Regions from separate parts of the Homo sapiens genome. Here region 2 is linked to region 1. The links are chromatin loops, found by intact Hi-C in ENCODE. Cell type or tissue: GM12878. All regions are shown on one strand. Links, peaks and the distances in the headings refer to the core of each region. The heading gives the core; the rest is flanking DNA.

Region 1 (8,333 bases), core at 14-8,013:
AGCTCAATCAGGAGCACTGAAAGTGCAAGTATTTGCAGCCATTGAGGAAAGAATATAGAATGACACAGCTACCAGGTTACATGTGAAAAGTTGGCTTATGTCCTGCCATAATCATACCTTTTGAAGTTATCTTTTTCTCCCAAACAGAAGTAATGTACATCTCTCTCTCCAGCACAAATCTCCAAGTAACTTCTGACTCTAGGTCTTTTTTTGTTATTTTCATTATTTTTTAATTGACACATAATAATTGTACATATTTACAGGGCACAATGTGATATTTTGAAATGTATTGTCGTAGTCTGTTTTGCATTTCTATAAAGGACTACCTGAGGCTGGGCAATTTGTAAAGAAAAGAGGTTTATTTGGTTTATGCTTCTTCTGGCTGTACAAGAACCATGGAGTCAGCATCTGCTTCTGGGGAGGCCTCAGGAAGCTTCCACTCATGGTGGAAGGTGAAGGGGAGCAGGCATCACACAGCAACCCAGAAAGGAAGCAAGAGAAAGAAGGAGGTGCAAAGCTCTTCTCAACAACCAGTTCTTGCGGGACTGCTTGAGAACTCACTCACTCCTACGAGAATGGCACCGAACCATTCATAAGGGATCTGCCCCCACGACCCAAACACCTCCACCAGGCCCTACCTCCAACATAGGGATCAAATTTCGCCATGATATTTGGAGGGGACAGACATCCAAACTGCATCACATGTATACAATGTGTAATAATCAAATCAGGATCTTTAGCACATCCAGAACCTCAAAACATGTATCATATTTTTGTGCTGGGAACATTCAGATCAGCTCTTCTAGCTATTTGAAAATATGCAATATGTTGTTAACCCCACTATGTAGTGCTGTAGAACACTAGAACTTATTACTCCAGGTCCTGATCAGTAGTAAATGGTGAGTCAAGCAAAGGCACAGGTAATGGAAGGATCCTTGGATGAGCGTTTTAGATCAAATCCAGCGTGACATTGAAGGGACATACATTTCTCCTTTTGCCTTGTTTTTGCATTTTTGGATAGCTACTCTTAGCAACATAGGCAGATGGTACAATTGGGAACATGGGGGATTTGAGCAGGTGAGTCTCTTATGGGAAGCAAGATGGCCGAGAAGGTACAGAAAGAATACTGGTGTCCTCATGTGAGTTCACATGGAAAAGGGGATCTGCATGGCCAAGAGCAATGAGGATTCCTTGAAGAGGAGTTGGGCTGTCAGGACTGGTGGAAAAGGTCGTAGCTGATTAGCACAGGGTTCCTCAGTCAGGTCATTCTTAACTGCCTGTGGAGTTTTCCTACCCCCATCTCCTTCCTCTCTGGTCTGAGCCGTTGGTGCAGCTCCCCACTCTTGGTGGAGACCCTGTGAGCCTTCCCATCTTTGAGGAGTGCTGTCCCCAGGATCTTTTCCCTGTGCATCTCTGCTTCCTGATTCTGTCCACACCTCTACCCTCACCACAGTACCTGGCCTCACCAACACAAGGTGACCATTCTGCAGTTCAAATTCACCAGCTCTGCAGTGGAGAGGTGACTCTCTCTCCTCCCCGACCCCATACCAGCTCACCCCCTGGCCTCCGCTATGCTATCTGCCTGCCTGTCTAACACTTTCTGTCTCAACTCAGGCCACAGCTCTCCATAAGGCTCTCTTTCTAACAATGCAAGGTCTGTTTCTTCCTCTTCCGAGCAAGGCCAGCTGCATTCCTCCACCAGCTGAGGCCTCTGGATTGTGGGTACCTCCCCTCTTAATAACTCCCTACATGGTGTGACCTTGTCCCATCTCTTCTCAGCTGTATCCCACTGCCCTGAAGTACTTTGCTTCCAGCTTCCCTGGGTTCTAAATCTTCCTTGGCTCTAAGCCTTGAGGCTGCCCCTCCACTCTGCTTTAAGACCACATCCCACTTTCTCAGAGCATTCTGACACATCCCAGATGGCCTGTGGGTTAGACCCCTTGTTCCCTGGGGTTATCTAGGACTTTGGACCACAGTGAGATTATCTTTGCAGCTGTAGCCTCCCCAGGTTTACTTCAAGGTCCCCCATGGCCCAAGGCTGGGGTGAGATTAAATGTAGAACACCCCCCTCCATGGGCCCCACATCCACCTGCATCTCAGGGCCCTCAGCCTCGATCCCTGGAATCAACTCCTCTTTGGACATTCTCCGAATCCCAGAACAGCCCCGCATGAGCCTCAAAACAGCCTTAAAATAAATCCAGGGTTTTTTCAATTTGCCTTTCTGATTTTTGGAATAGCCTGAGATATAATTAGTGGAGGTATTTGTGCCTATCCTTCAAAGCCTTTAGAAGAACCTATGTGAGCCAGAGCTCTGTTACCTGCTTTAACTTGCTTAGCAGGAACCAAAGAGGCAAATGTGAGAAGAAGGAGATGCCCTCTGGTTCCCTTCTGCCCTCCCAGGCATCCCCAGCTCTGCAGGCTCCTAGGGGCACTCTCAAGGACTGAGCTCTCACCAGCCTCATTAGCTCTAGCTCTGGGCAACATGGAAAGCCCAAGTGCCTAGTCAAGGGCCTGTGAGTCTTTCCTCTGACCTTTCCCTAAAGAATCCAGAGGCCCTGACCCTCTTCTTCCAGACGTAGAACCATGGAGCTGCTGCCTCCTCCTAAAGATAGAGCCGCTGCCTCCTCCTAAAGATAGAGCCAAAGACATAGAGCCAGGTACCCAGGGTTTGAGTCCAGGGCCCATTATCTACTGGCTGTAGGAATTTGAGCAAGTCACTCTCTTAGCTTTTTATCTCATCTACAGTTGTTAATACTACTATTCACTAGCAAAGACATGGAATCAACCTAAATGCCCATCAGTGATAGACTGGATAAAGAAAATGTGGTACATACACATCATGGAATACTATGCACCCATAAAAAAAGAACAAGATCATGTCCTTTGCAGGGACATGGATGGAGCTGGAGGCCATTATCCTTAGCGAACTAATACAGGAACAGAAAACCAAATACCGCATGTTCTCATTTATAAGTGGGAGATAAATGATGAGAACACATGGACACATAGAGGAGAACAAGACACAGTGGGGTTTACTGGAGGGTGGAGGGCAGGAGGAGGGAGAGAATCAGGAAAAATAACTAATGGGTACTAGACTTAATACCTGGGTGAGGAAATAATCTGTACAACAAACTCCCATGACACAAGTTTACCCATGTAACAAACCTGCACATGTACCCCTGAATTTAAAATAAAAGTCAAAAAAGACCCGTCATCTCACAGAGCTTTTCGGAGGACCAAAAGAGATCTAAATAATTTTCCCAACAATGAAACATCAAATAAAAGAATAAATGTTGCTGTTACCATCTATAGTAATAATATAGCAAAAAGTAATAGTAAAATTTCAGATGTGTGATTAATACACCTAACCGTAATAACACCTGTCATCATACACCTATCATAATAATAGATCTTTCTTAATGGCGTTTCCCAGTCTCCCTATAGACTATCTTTTCTTAACCTCATAGAGTAGGACACCATTTCCCCCATTTCTCTTGCCCAGGCAACGCATACATTACTACCTAAGGATTTTTTTTTTTTTTTTTTACCATCTTTTTCACCTTCTTCCAAAATTTCCTCCAAAGACTCACACCTTGAATTGCAGGGCAGTGTTGTGTACAATGGAGGCACACTTCACCGTCTGTCCATCTGTTCTGTCCAGCAAGCGGCAGACTAGCTAATCCTGCAGCTTTGATAGCTCCTTCCTAAGCCAGCTGGGCATTAATTCAGTTCCATAAACACCAGTGGCACATCCAAGGACACAGGCATTCTATGAGCAGTGGTTTCTGTGACATTTGCTAAGTGCTTGACAAAATTAAAATGATTTTGTTTCCCTTTTTCTTTTTCTTTTTTCTTTTTTCTTTTTGACAGGGTCTCGTTCTGCCACCCAGGCTGGAGTGCAGTGGTGCCATCTCGGCTCATTGCAACCTCTGCCTCCTGGATTCAAGCAATTCTTGTGCCTCAACCTCCCTAATAGCTGGGATTACAGGTGCCCACCACCACGCCTGGCTCATTTTTTTTGTATTTTTAGTAGAGACAGGGTTTCACCATGTTGGCCAGGCTGGTCTCCAATTCCTGACCTAAAATGATCTGCCTGCCTCTGCCTTCCAAAGTGCTGGGATTACAGGCGTGAGCCACCGTGCCCGGCCAGTTCCCTTTTTCAAGTGTAAGATTTTTCAGACTTTATTCCTTTAACACGCATTATAAATTTCCAAGTGGCAGATGTAGCATGCTGTTTCCCAAATTTAGCTAGCCATGGAACCCTTATTTCCCGCATGGCACCTCCTTGGGTTAGTGCCCTGTAGAGTGCCTTGTCTTCACCTAGCATGTGGAATCCGCACACAAAAACCCTTTCTCAAGGCATCCCAGCCCTGGGACAAGAGAAGAGCCCTTCCTGAAGCTTCTGTTATGGACAGCTCCTTCACTCCCTTCTCAGCCTTCTCCACATCAATCTTAAGCACTTTTCTGATCTTCTACTGGACAGCATTTCATCCCATAGAGGTTTCCTTCTACACACTGACTCCCTGGAGCCACTCAACGTGGTAGTGCTGTTAGCTCATAGAACCAAGGCCTTTGTCTTTCTCCCTCTCAGCATGGAACATACCTGGTCTACACGCAAGAGTGAGGGACTCAGCATGGGAGAGGCCTTCTTGGCCAATTTCAGCAAAACAGCCAGGGACGATGTGGCTAGAGCAGATGAATGGCCATGATTAAACCTGGCTGGGTGTGGTGGCTCACACCTGTCATCTCAGCATTTGGGAGGCTGAGGCTGGAGAATTGCTTGAGGCCAGGAGTGTGAAACCAGCTGGGCAATGTAGCAAGACCTTGTCTCTACTTTCAAAAAAAAAAAAAAAACAAGAAAAAAGATTAAGTCTACAAGTGTCTTCAGTACAAACTTCTCTAGAGAGAAGAAGTACAGGCCTCCAGGCCAGAGGCCCCCAAGTAACTCCCGAGACCAACCCAGAGGGGCCCCTCTTTGTTGACAAAAAAGGAGCGACTTATTATTCCTACTCCAGGCAAAGCAGGAATATACTCATGTCCTAGGTACAGGAAGGGAATTCCCCTTTGCCTTTGAGCCCACTTTAGGAATTTCAGATTCACTTGGGGATCTGTTTTTTGCCTTCAGTTTCATTCTTCACTTCAGCATTCATTTCAGCATGGGCTGGCTGTGGGCCACAAGCTTCACCAGAACCCAAGGCAAGGCTGCGAGGAAAACGTCCCTGGGGGAGCATGGTCGCGTGCTTGGAGGACCATGCTTGGAGGACTGTTGGAGGACATGGGACACATGCCTTCTTTGTTTTGTTTCCTGTAGGACACGTTCTAGGAGGACTGTTAGTTGGTGGGGGAAACAAAGCCCACTCAGGCCACCAAGGGCCGTTGTCCCTGCCTGAAGTATGCTAGGACCCCATGCCCAAAGGGCAGGCTTGCTGTGAACAGCCTGACTACCCTCTGCTGATAACCCGTGGTGGGGACAGAGACAATTCACTACTGTGAAGTTAAAAGAGCTTAAGTTTCAAGGCCTCTGCCCTGCACAGCCTCTTTCCTGTGCAGGGCCCTGTCCCTGGTTTCGCACTTGTAATTTAGTATTCTTTTCCAGATTCTCAGGTGGAATAAGGTTTGGCCCCAGAAATCCTGGATCCAGTCTTGGTGGATAAGAGGCACATGCCTCTCCAATGACATCACATTCTGTGGAAATTTACAGGACCAGAAGTGGGTTCTGAACTCAATGGAGTGCAAGAAAAGCTCCTAAGACCAGCTCTCAGGCTTGGTGCATTTGCAGAGAAAATGGCTTCCTAGGCAGATGCTGGAGTTTCTGGATCTGAATTGCTGAGATGGCCTCAGAGAAACTCCTGTAGACACCTGACAATGCACAGAGCCCAGGGGCCTTGAACCAAGCTGGGGGATGAGCCATTCTTTTTCTACTACGGTTCTTTTTCAGGAAAACTCTAGGGAACATCACGAGGCTTCTAGCCTTCTCAGTTTGTTACTAGACTGGCTATCTCCCCACCATGTTTGATTAATTTTTGTCTTTAAATCAGAGCAACTCCTCGTGGAGCTACTACATCAAGGCAAGTAGCAGATCGAGATGGAAGTCATAACCAATGTTCCCAACAACAAGACTTCCCAGCCCAGCAGCTGCTCTGTCTCAGGGCGGACTCAAGCCCTTCGGTTCCAACATTCCCATCAGTTTCAGGACCCCTTCTGTGTCCTGAAACTTCAAAGCAAAATGCTTCCTTTTCTCAGGATGGTCAGAAGTCACTGGATTCCCTTTAAAGTCCTCTAGAATCCCATTCTCCCACTTATTGCTTCTAAGATAAAACAGAGTGTTCCATTCTTTTGCTGTAAAGCATGTTGGACAAGAAAATCCAACTGAAGGCTTCATGGCTGTAATTTATTTGTGCTTTTTTTCTATCCCCTTGAGAAAAAAGAGAAAAAAAAAAAAGCACAGGCATTGCCCAACCGTGGACACAGCCTCATAAGAGTGCGATGTGTGTGCGGAGTAACAGTGCCTGGGAGACAGGCTGCGCACAGATAAGCCAAGCCAACACCCATAAAATAAAAGGGCAGCCCTAATGAAAGGGCAGACTTTGAAAGAGAAAACCTGAGGCCAAGCCCACTTGGTGGGAAACAGATGTGCCTATGACCTAAGATGAGATTTGTGAGCCTGACTTTCTCCCCCGCAGTTGCTGGCCACGTTCAAGGTAAGCCCCTTCTGGAGCCAGACAGCCGTGGGCTCGCTGCAACGGAGGGCTGTTCAGTCCAGCTTTCAGTCATCACTGGGTTGATCAGAAATTCCCTGCACTTGAGACACTAATACAAATGTTCTTCATTAAAAAAAAATACTAAACAGTGAACATGGAAGTGACCTCAGAGCCAGAACTTTGAGGGAACATTAAGATAAAGTATTTTACAAATGGGTCCTCCTCTGCCTTGGAGAAAAAGGAATTGATAACATTCTCGTTACCATTCAAGTTCTCTCCTTACAGAAAAGTACAAGGTTTATTGTATGACTTCTTCCCACACCCATCTGTCTCCTGTCCACTCCTTATCTAAGCAATGGGCCACATTCATCCCTCAGCTGTTCTCAGGCCACTAAGAGATGTAGGCTTCTTACTAAGTCAGTCCTGAAGGGTCTGGGACTTCCCTGCACACTGGTGAATGCGTGCCACTGCTGGCAGCTGTGACTGTATTTGAAAAGCGTAATTCTGGTTCATGTTCTCTTTACGACAGACTTTGTTTCCTTTTTTATTCCTTTTTTTTTTAGTGATAAGGTCTCACTCGGTCACCTAAGCTGAAGTGCAGTGGCACAATCACAGCTCACTGCAGCCTCGAACTCCTGGGCTCCATTGACTCTCCTGCCTCAGCCTCCCAAGTAGCTGGGACTGCAGGCATGAGTCACAATGCCCAGTTAATTTTTTCATTTTTTGTTGAGATGGGGTCTCACTATGTTGCCCAGGCTTGCCTTGAACTTCTGAGCTCAAGCAACCCTCCCATGTCAGCCAAAGTGCTAGGATTACAGGCAAGAGACATCGCACCTGGCCAAAATTATCTTTTGATAAGAATGCTGACATTCGCCTTGTTTTCTCCTGATATTGCATCGCTGAGATAAAGTCTGGGTCTCCATCTTGTCTCTATCCATGAGACAACAACATGTATGCTGAGTCTGCTGAAGTGGGGCTTGGTACATAGTCTGGGGTTGGCCTAAGCCCCCTTCCCTTTTTTCCTACTTTTTACCTTTGACCTTTTGTTTTCTTTGGACTAACATATTGTAGGTGCATGCTCTGAGGCAAGCACTGTGCTAAGTATTTCACATGCATTAGCTCATTGGGTGCTCCCACTGCCTTCCATGAGAGAAGCAGCCTTCTGAGGTCAGAGCGGGCCGAAGATGTGCAGCCTGACTTCTCACCCAGGTCTTTCCAAAGTCTAGGGCAAAGCTCTAAGTACTTCCTGCCCCTTGCTCAGCAATCGCCCTGCTTATAGCAGAAGAGAATAGAGTGTCTAGAAAGCATCACACAAGTCTCTTCTCTGGAGAGAATCTCACAATGTGAGTCCTGGAAGAGATTGCCAAGCCCCCAGAAGAGCACCACCCTCATTACACAACTGGAAAGAGTGAATGCCAAATTGCCTAGCTCGAGGTCAGCCAACTCATTAATTGAAGACAGAAAGATAATGTGGAAATCAAGCAATGTTACCATTTTGTGATGGCTTCAGACAAAGATTTTACAAGGAAGATGTTGGAAACCGCGAGTGAAGTTTGGGACTGGGCATTATATATGAATTGAGTTTTTCCCTGCATTCGACAGGGTGGAACACTTGACAGGTGACTATGGGTA
Region 2 (8,333 bases), core at 10-8,009, 55 kb after region 1:
CTTCCCAGCTTCATGTCATCTGTGCAGTGATAAGGATAGTTTCAATTTCTTGATCCAAGTTGACAATAAAATAAGGAATTTAAACAACCAACAGAGGAGCCCTCCAGGTGGACACCTTTGAGCATGGTGCTCTACAACCAGATGTGACTCTCCTGCCAATTCTCTCTCCTACTTTACGTTTCCCCGTCTTACTCTGAAAAGATGCAATAAGGGAGCTTTGCAGATTCCCAGCCAAATTCAGATGGGCTGCAAACATTTGACCTTCCCTCCTTAGCCTCTTGCTCTCTTTGGCTCTGATTTTCTCATAGCTTTGTTGCTTTTCTAACTGGGTAAGTGACCAGATACCTCTACTTCGTGGAGCTTTCTGGGGCAAGAGAGCCAATTTCCCACAGTGCTGCATCACACCATCACCCAGAGAAGACCTTTCTTGGTGTTTCTTCTTGGAATGTTGCTAAAAAGCCCATTTTGGGCCAGGCCTGGTGGCTCACACCTGTAATCCCAGCACTTTGGGAGGCCAAGGCAAGAGGATCACTTGAGTCCAGGAGTTCGAGACCAACCTAGACAACATAGCAAGACTCCATCTGTACAAAAATTAAAATTAAAAAAAATAGCCGGGCATGGTGGCATGCACTTGTAATCCCAGCTTGTAGTCCCAGTTACTCAGGAGGCTGAGGTAGGGAGGATCACTTGAGCCTGGGAAGTTGAGGCTGCAGTGAGCCATGATCATGCGGCTGCACTCTAGCCTGGGTGACAGAGCCAGACACTGTCTTTCCCCCTCCCCGCTAAAAAAAGCCCATTTGGGCTGGTGCTTTTCACAAGCCTTAGCTCATCCTGGCTTTCCCAATATTCTCCCTGCTAAGCACTGCCATTTTTTGCATCTCTTCTTGGACTGGGGTTCTCCTTCCATTTCTTCCATCTATTTAAATGTAGACTCCTTGGAGAGTTCAATATGCAGCCACATCATTTCTTCTGTTGTCTTGCTCACTTTGGGTTTATGTCAATCATTGAGAGTATTTCTGATCAATATCATTCTAGAGCTAGGCAGGAGGGGCGCAACCCTGGGCCCTGGGGAAGTGAAGGATTAGCCTTCCTGAAAGAGAAGTTTGGCCTTTGCTCTCGGCTACTGAGTGGTGATCTCCAAGCCCCTGGAATGTCCTGCCCAATAAGAGGGACTTTGTTTGCCTGGGGACTTTAGCCACTGGATAGTCTAATGATATGATTTATGATGGGGTTTTGGAGACACATCATATCAGTTCCAACTTCCAGAATTATTAGCCTGAGCCTCTTAAAAGGGGCTGCAGACTGAAGGTCACCCACATGAGCAGTATGCGATAGACCCCAAGCAAAAACTGTGGACAGCCAAGGCTCAGGTGAGCATCCTCGGTTGGCTGTACCCTGTGTACATTGTCCTGGCCAGGAGGAGGCAATGCTATCTGATATGGTGTGGAGCTGCCCAATTACAATTCATGTCAAATTGTAATTCCCAGTGTTGGAGGTGAGGCCTGGTGGGAGGTGATTGGATCATAGGGGTGGTTTCTCATAGTTTAACGCCATGCTCCTTGGTGTTATTGTGGCAATAATGAGTGAGTTCCTGTGAGATCTGGTTGTTTAAAAGTGTGTTGCACCTCCCCTCTCTCTCTTCCTCCTGCTCTGGCCATGTGAAGTGCTGGCTCCTTCTTTGCCTTCCGCCATGACTGTAAGTTTCCTGAGGCCTTCTCAGAAGCTAAGCAGAAGCCAGCATCATGCTTCCTGTACAGCCTGCAGAACTGTGAGCTAATTAAACCTCTTGCCCTTATAAATTACCCAGTCTCAGGTATTTCTTTATAGCAATGTGAGAATGGACCAATACACTGATCATAAATGCATGGGAAGAGAACCAAAGGATCTTCTTCCTTTGGATCCCAACTGGACTTTGTCCTGTGTGTCTCTTCCCTTGATTGATTTTCTTGTGTAACTTTCAACTGTTAAAACAAACACACACACACATTCTCATGCTATGTATAATGCTTTCTTGGGTTCTCTGAACCATTCTAGAGAATTATTGAACTTGAGGGTGGTCCTGGGGACCCCTAAACTTGCAACTATTGTCTGAAGTAAGGGACTATTCCATCAGACTTTGCAGTTTGCTAAACTGTACTACAACCCCTAACTCTAGGGAAATAAATGCTGACTCTTATCCAGTTTTGTGCCTCCCTCCAGGACAAGGCATCCCCAGAGCTAGAGGGACATAGCTTTCCTCTTTCTGGATCATACCCCTGAGTGTGCTGGTGACTGGAGTTTGGTTGTTTGTGCTGGGGTGTCCACGTGGATGAGAATGAGTCCTCCCACAGCACAGAAGGAATGAGAGAAGAGAGGGTGAGCTATGGAACAAAGGCCTGGAGCCAGGGTTAGCTCTCCCCACACCACCATATTCCACTGCGGAATTCCAGACAGTTGAGAATTCTAAATTTGAACTTGGACTTCAAGGTCATCATGACAGTATTTTTTTCAAAGCAGCAAGCTACAGCATATTTTGTTTAATAGGTTGTTAGCTTGATTTACAGCCTTTAAGTATCTAAACATGTGGTATGTAGGTCTCTATTCGTACTCTTGCCTCATCCCCCGAAGTGTCAGGAGCCAGCCTGTTGCTGATTGTAAAGATTCTGTTTTTAGAGGCTTCTGCTCGACGATAGTGTCTTTTAAGACAGGCTGTTAAAGGTTAACAAAGCATCACATGTACATTTTCACAGATGATCTTGAAATATATGTAACAGGATGTTAAAATGGGATTTTACTTGTCTCATTTTCTGCTGAGGTTTCAAAAGGCTAAGAATAAAGCAGTAAACTAAGTACTCCCACATTCCAAAATGAAGTGCTAGACCACTGCTCTAGGTTATCTATTGCTACATAACAGCATGCACCAAAACTTCACAGTATAAAATAGGTCTTTTATTTTCTCAAAATTATTTGGCTCAGAAATTTGTACAAGGCACAGAGGGAATGGCTCACCTCCATGACTAAATTCTGGGACCTTACCTGGAATACCACATAGCAGGGAACCTTACCTGGAATACCACATAGCTAAGGTGGCTTAACTGGGTCATATGGCTGGGGACCTGATGCTTCTGTTGGTTTCGTTCCTCAGCTTTCCTTTGTGTGCCATTTCCATGTGGCTAGCTTGGGCTTCCTCATAATATGGTGGTCTGATTCATCAGCCTTCTTACATGCCTGCTGCATTCTCTCCTGAGAGAGAGCTGAAGATGCCAGGCCTCTCAAAGGCCAGGCTAAGCACTGGCACAGTATCACTTCCTCCATGTCCAATTGGTCAAGGCAAATCACAGGACTGGCCCAAGTTCAAAGAGGAAGAGCAGGAATCGCCTCTACTTCTTGATGAATGGAGCCAATAGAGAAGGAAATCACATATAGGGAGAGAAGGAAATGATGGTGGCCACCTTTGGAGATAACATACAACTATCCACACAGACTTGCAAAGGAGGGAAGTGACAATGTTCTCCAACCCTTAGCTCTATGCCAATCAAAGTTTTAAAAGGTTTAAAGTTGGAAATGAGAAAGAGGGCTTCTTTGGAAAAAGTTGTTGGAGCACTGAGGCACTTTTCTTCCTGTGCTTCTCCTTCACCTCAAGCCTAGTAGGAGGGGCTTCAGGGAGACATCACGCTTTGATCCATCTTTCCAGTTTTGACTTTACTGTTTCTCATAATGCAGCTTTTGGCATTTTCCCTCCAGCTACATACACCATGGTTGAGGAGAACTAGCCTTTTGTCCACCCATGTTTGTAGCAGTGTTGATGTTGTCCACAACACCCTAAAGGTGGAAGCAATCCAAGTGCCTGTCAATGGGTGAATGGATAAATCAGTTATGATAGGAATCTCTCCAGCCCATGTGAAGAGTGTGAACCTTGAAAGGCCGGCTCTCTCAAGGTTCACACTCTGGCTAACAGGGCCTAAATTCAATTTAGAGCCAAGCGGCAACTTGCTGACTAGAAGTCACACATGTTTTTGAGTTCCCAGAAAACCCACATCTGCTTAACTTTGGGACTTTCATAGCTTCCTGTTCTTGTTTATGTTGCCGGAACCAACCAATAGACTATGACCTGTGTCAACAAATCAGAACTCAGCAAGCATCAACCAATCAGATTAAGCAAGTTTGAATCCTTTATTTGCATAAGTGGACCTGAGTGGGAACAGGGCAGGAACTTTCTCTATAAAAGCCCAGCCCCTCCTTTGTTGTCTGGAAAGCACCTTCATTTTACACTGAAAGCTGCATTCCCCTAGTTTGAAAACTGTTTACAGGAATAAAGTCTCTTTCCTCCAAATACCTTTTCAGAGAATTATTGTTCACAAGGGTTATCCACCAAATCAGAGGATCCCAGATCTGTGTGCTCGGAGCCTTCAATACTAACAAGGCTGAGAGCTGGGGCACTCCCCTATGCACTCCAGGTCTTATTTATGTAACATGAATTTCCTGCTGGACCTCAGTTCCCTAATTGTGTTTTTATTTCTTGTTGCACAATTAGGCCTCTGGGAAATATCAGTGTAAAAAGTTGGGTTTTTCATGAGGGTTCTGAGTCAGACAGCAGTAGGAAGTGGGGAGGTTAGGGACAAAGGAGAGAAAGGACCCGTCCTCCCCCATTTCACTTTTGGCCCAGGCCCAGCACCATCTGGATCCCTTCCCACTGGGGCTCCCCCAGGCCTTGCAGAGCACAGAATGGCATCCTTCATTAGGTTACGATACTTATCAAGTCCAACAAGGTATGGATGAGCCAGCATGGCAGTCTTGAGAACACCGCATTCTGCCCTGGCTGCCTGCAAGGAAACACAAGGCAGTCTTTGTTTTTTGTTTGTTTGTTTGTTTTGTTTTTTGTTTCATTTTTTTGAGATGGAGTCTCACTCTGTCACCCAGGCTGGAATGCAGTGGTGGTAATCTCTGCTGACTGCAACCTCTGTCTCCTGGGTTCAAGCAATTCTCCTGCCTCAGCCTCCCAAATAGCTGGGATTACAGGTGTGCACCACCACACCCAGCTAATTTTTGTATTTGTAGTAGAGATGGGGTTTCACCGTTTTTGCCAGGCTGGTCTCGAACTCCTGACCTCAGCTGATCCATCCGCCTTAGCCTCTAAAAGTGCTAGGATTATAGGTATAAGCCACTGTGCCCAGCCTCTTGAAGAGCAGTCATCTGAGAGCTGTATTTGAAACCCAGATGATAGATCCATTTGTGACAAACGCTTAGAATGACTGAATCTGGGCTTCTTCAAGACTCTCCTCCTCCCTTCACCCATAAATCTCCCAGAAAGCCATTCACTAGCCTGTCATGGTTTTAAATGTGGCCCACAGTTCCCTGTTACTGACTCCACCTTGGGAGGTGAGGTCTATACCCCTCATTTGAATCTAGGACGGCTAGGGACTGCTCCCTCCAATAACATATAGCGGAAAGTAAGTCAAGGTGATGGTAGGGATACGGTCTATAAGGCAGGCAGTGGGCACCGCCTCCCCCAAGGACTGCCCCTCTGGGCTCTTTAGCTGTCAGTTTGAGCTTGGCCCTCTGGCTGTCCCTGTTCCTGCCCGGTGCATAACCACGTGCATGAACAAGCAAGCCATCTGGAAGTGTGTCCTCCTTCCTCCACTCTCTCAGCCCCCAGCCCTTTGAGTTATCCAAGAACCATAGAGCAGGGACAAGCCACTCTTGCTTTGGCCCTTCTGAATGCCCCAGCCCCGATCAGCCAGCATCTTAAGATAGTTGTTTCACCTACGACCTTCTGGGGTGCTTTCTCACACAGCATTAGCAACTAGAACACTGTCTCTGCATCTCCCCTTCAACTAGAATTAATAGAGCACTTAGTTGGCTAAATAAATGTTTAAAATCGAGAACAAGGACTTACCCCTAGTGAAGATCCAGGTACAAGTATTCTCCTGAGAGAGAGCTGAAGATGCCAGGCCTCTAAAAGGCCGGGCTAAGCACCGGCACAGTATCACTTCCTCCATGTCCAGTTGGTCAAGGCAAATCACAAGGCTGGCCCAAGTTCAAAGAGGAAGAGCAGGAATCACCTCTACTTCTTGATGAATGGAGCCAATAGAGAAGGAAATCACATATAGGGAGAGAAGGAAATGATGGTGGCCACCTTTGGAGATAATGTACCACCTTTGGAGACAGGCCAGGTACAAAGGCAGGATCCCTTGTTTTGTTTTGGGGTTTGTTTGCATGAGAACATGTGTTTCTCCAGTCCTTACATAGCTTCCACAAAGGCAGCCTGGCCCTGGAAAATTTCCTGAGCCTGGTTTGGATGGGGGTGATGGCAGCAGATTCCCCCACCTTTTTTTTTTTTTTTTCTTTTGCTTCCTGGAGCTGCCGGGAGATGAAAGAGTCAGCAAGAGTCAGGTCTGACAGGCTTCCTGCTACTAGGACACAGATCACAGCCCATCATTTTTGTCAAAGGCTTGGGGCGGGAGAGGGGGAAGGAAAGCAACAATATGAGGAAATTTACATGGCAGCCTTGGGATTTAGCTCAGATTTCCTTTACAGGAAGGAGGGGACAATATTATTACTGATTCATTGATTTTTCCAATGGGAGAGAGTTGAAGACACACGGGCAGGAGCTGATGGTGCCTGTCAGCATTCATTCTGCAGTTGGAATTGATTCTTTATACAACATACATCTTTAAGGAGTCTCCAGAGAGTGTGTGAAGCAGCGTAAACTCAATCCATCTCGCTCGCCAGATTGGGAATTTCCTATTTGCCAATTTGTGTGATCAACTCCATAGGACAGGTTGTGTCCTGTTTGTTTTAGGGTTGAGTGAAGTGAGTTTTCAAGACCACTCAGCTAAGGCGTGGCAGCCCCAGGGTTTAGGCTTCAAGTTCTTTGATGGCAAGTAATAGACAGAGAGTCTAGCTAAGTTAACCACAAAGTCACAGGGGAATTTATTGGAAGAGTTTGAGGGGGCTCCTAGGATTTTAGAACCAGGCTTACAGAGGACAGGGACCGGGTGCTTTCTTGGGGTTTTAGGATATGGGGGCAGTCTTATCCAAGAACCACCACTCGAATGAATGAACTCTGATGGCTTTCTGTCTTTTCATCACTCTGTTTCTTGTCTTCCTCCACACAAGGAGGGATTGTGATTCAAATCCCAGAGAGGCTCCTGGGTTAGGAAGAGCTCACTTGGTCTTGCTTGTGTCAAGTGAATATCCCTTAACCAGAGAAAGGCATGGAGCCTTGAGTAAAAATCTCCTCCAAACTCATCTCATAAGGGAGGAATAATTCTATCCTCCGTCCCCCAAATTGGAATGCAACTACCAAAGAAGGAGGAGTGGATGCTGAATGACCACAAGAACAAAACCTGCCCACTCCGTCAGCACTATCCAATGCCCAGTCCAGTCTTCTCACTGCCTTAGCTCCATAGGGTACTTTGTACTCCTACAGAGCTCTGTACCTAAGATGATATTACCCTGCCCCTCCTTGAAATGTATTCCAAGAGGGAAGAATGCCTAAGGGAACAAACAGAGGGGCTTCTTCTCTGGGTTACATGTGGACTCAGCTGGAATAAACTTTCGAACCCCAGGCAGATTAGAAGTGCATCTTATTTATTACCTTCTAGGCTGCTCTTTGTAAGGCATTTTTGCCTGAGCCACAGGCTTGATAACAAATGCAGTAAAAGTGGGGAAAATGCTGATTTAATGTAACAATATGGGATGGTGATGTATTCTATGTAGTAAACAAGAGTAGCTATTGAGTTATAAATAATCATTTTATAGCAATCTTGAATATCTCTGATACCAGATGTGTAGTAAATACAATCACTTTATAGAACTTCCTTTCCTTTGAAAATATGAGGAAATGATTTATAATATAAAGTTACATGTGTGCCGTGTGCCGCTCACATGGGCTTTATTTTGTGCTTGTGGTTGGATTTGTTTAACTCTTCTTTGATCACCCCAGTAGAATAGGCCTGGTTAAGTGTTCCCTGGTTTTGTGTCCCTAAACCATGGTATAGAAAATTGGGGTCATTTTGCTACATCTAGTCAGTCCCAATGCTGGCCTATTGCTTTGGGAATCTAAGTTGCATATCCACTGAATGAAGTGTCACCCTAAAAACTAGCTTTGTGAATCTAGATTGCATACTCAGTGAATGAAGTATACGAAGCATATTGTCCAAAAAGTTCATTGTTTTTTTTTTGTTTTTTTGTTTTTTGTTTTTTTTGAGACAGAGTCTTGCCTTATCACCCTGGCTGGAGAGCAGTGGTGCCATCTCGGCTCACTGCAACTTCCACCTCCCGGGTTCAAATGGTTCTCCTGCCTCAGCCTCCCAAGTAGCTGTGATTACTGGCGTGCACCACAGCCCCCA

What was found. Peaks named below come from ENCODE experiments on the same cell type or tissue, not always from the same donor. Only the 100,000 strongest peaks of a DNase experiment are listed, where the experiment ranks them.
Region 2: it touches region 1 in a loop (3-fold over the local background); 3 of 110 quality-filtered maps call a loop at or near these places.

Annotation. Positions count from the first base shown.
Region 1 is chr10:29,879,825-29,888,157 of GRCh38, reverse strand. No RefSeq gene overlaps it. Among named protein-coding and RNA genes, the nearest start is that of JCAD, 180 kb to the left of the region's middle. In GM12878, for the core only: no CTCF peak of the experiment used is centred there; no DNase peak of the experiment used is centred there.
Region 2 is chr10:29,824,912-29,833,244 of GRCh38, reverse strand. It overlaps LOC105376476 (a long non-coding RNA gene), which reads right to left. Exons shown (of 3, transcript XR_930790.2): 2 at 5,876-6,049; 3 at 4,134-4,802. Among named protein-coding and RNA genes, the nearest start is that of SVIL, 190 kb to the right of the region's middle. In GM12878, for the core only: no CTCF peak of the experiment used is centred there; a DNase peak (open chromatin) is centred at 4,145.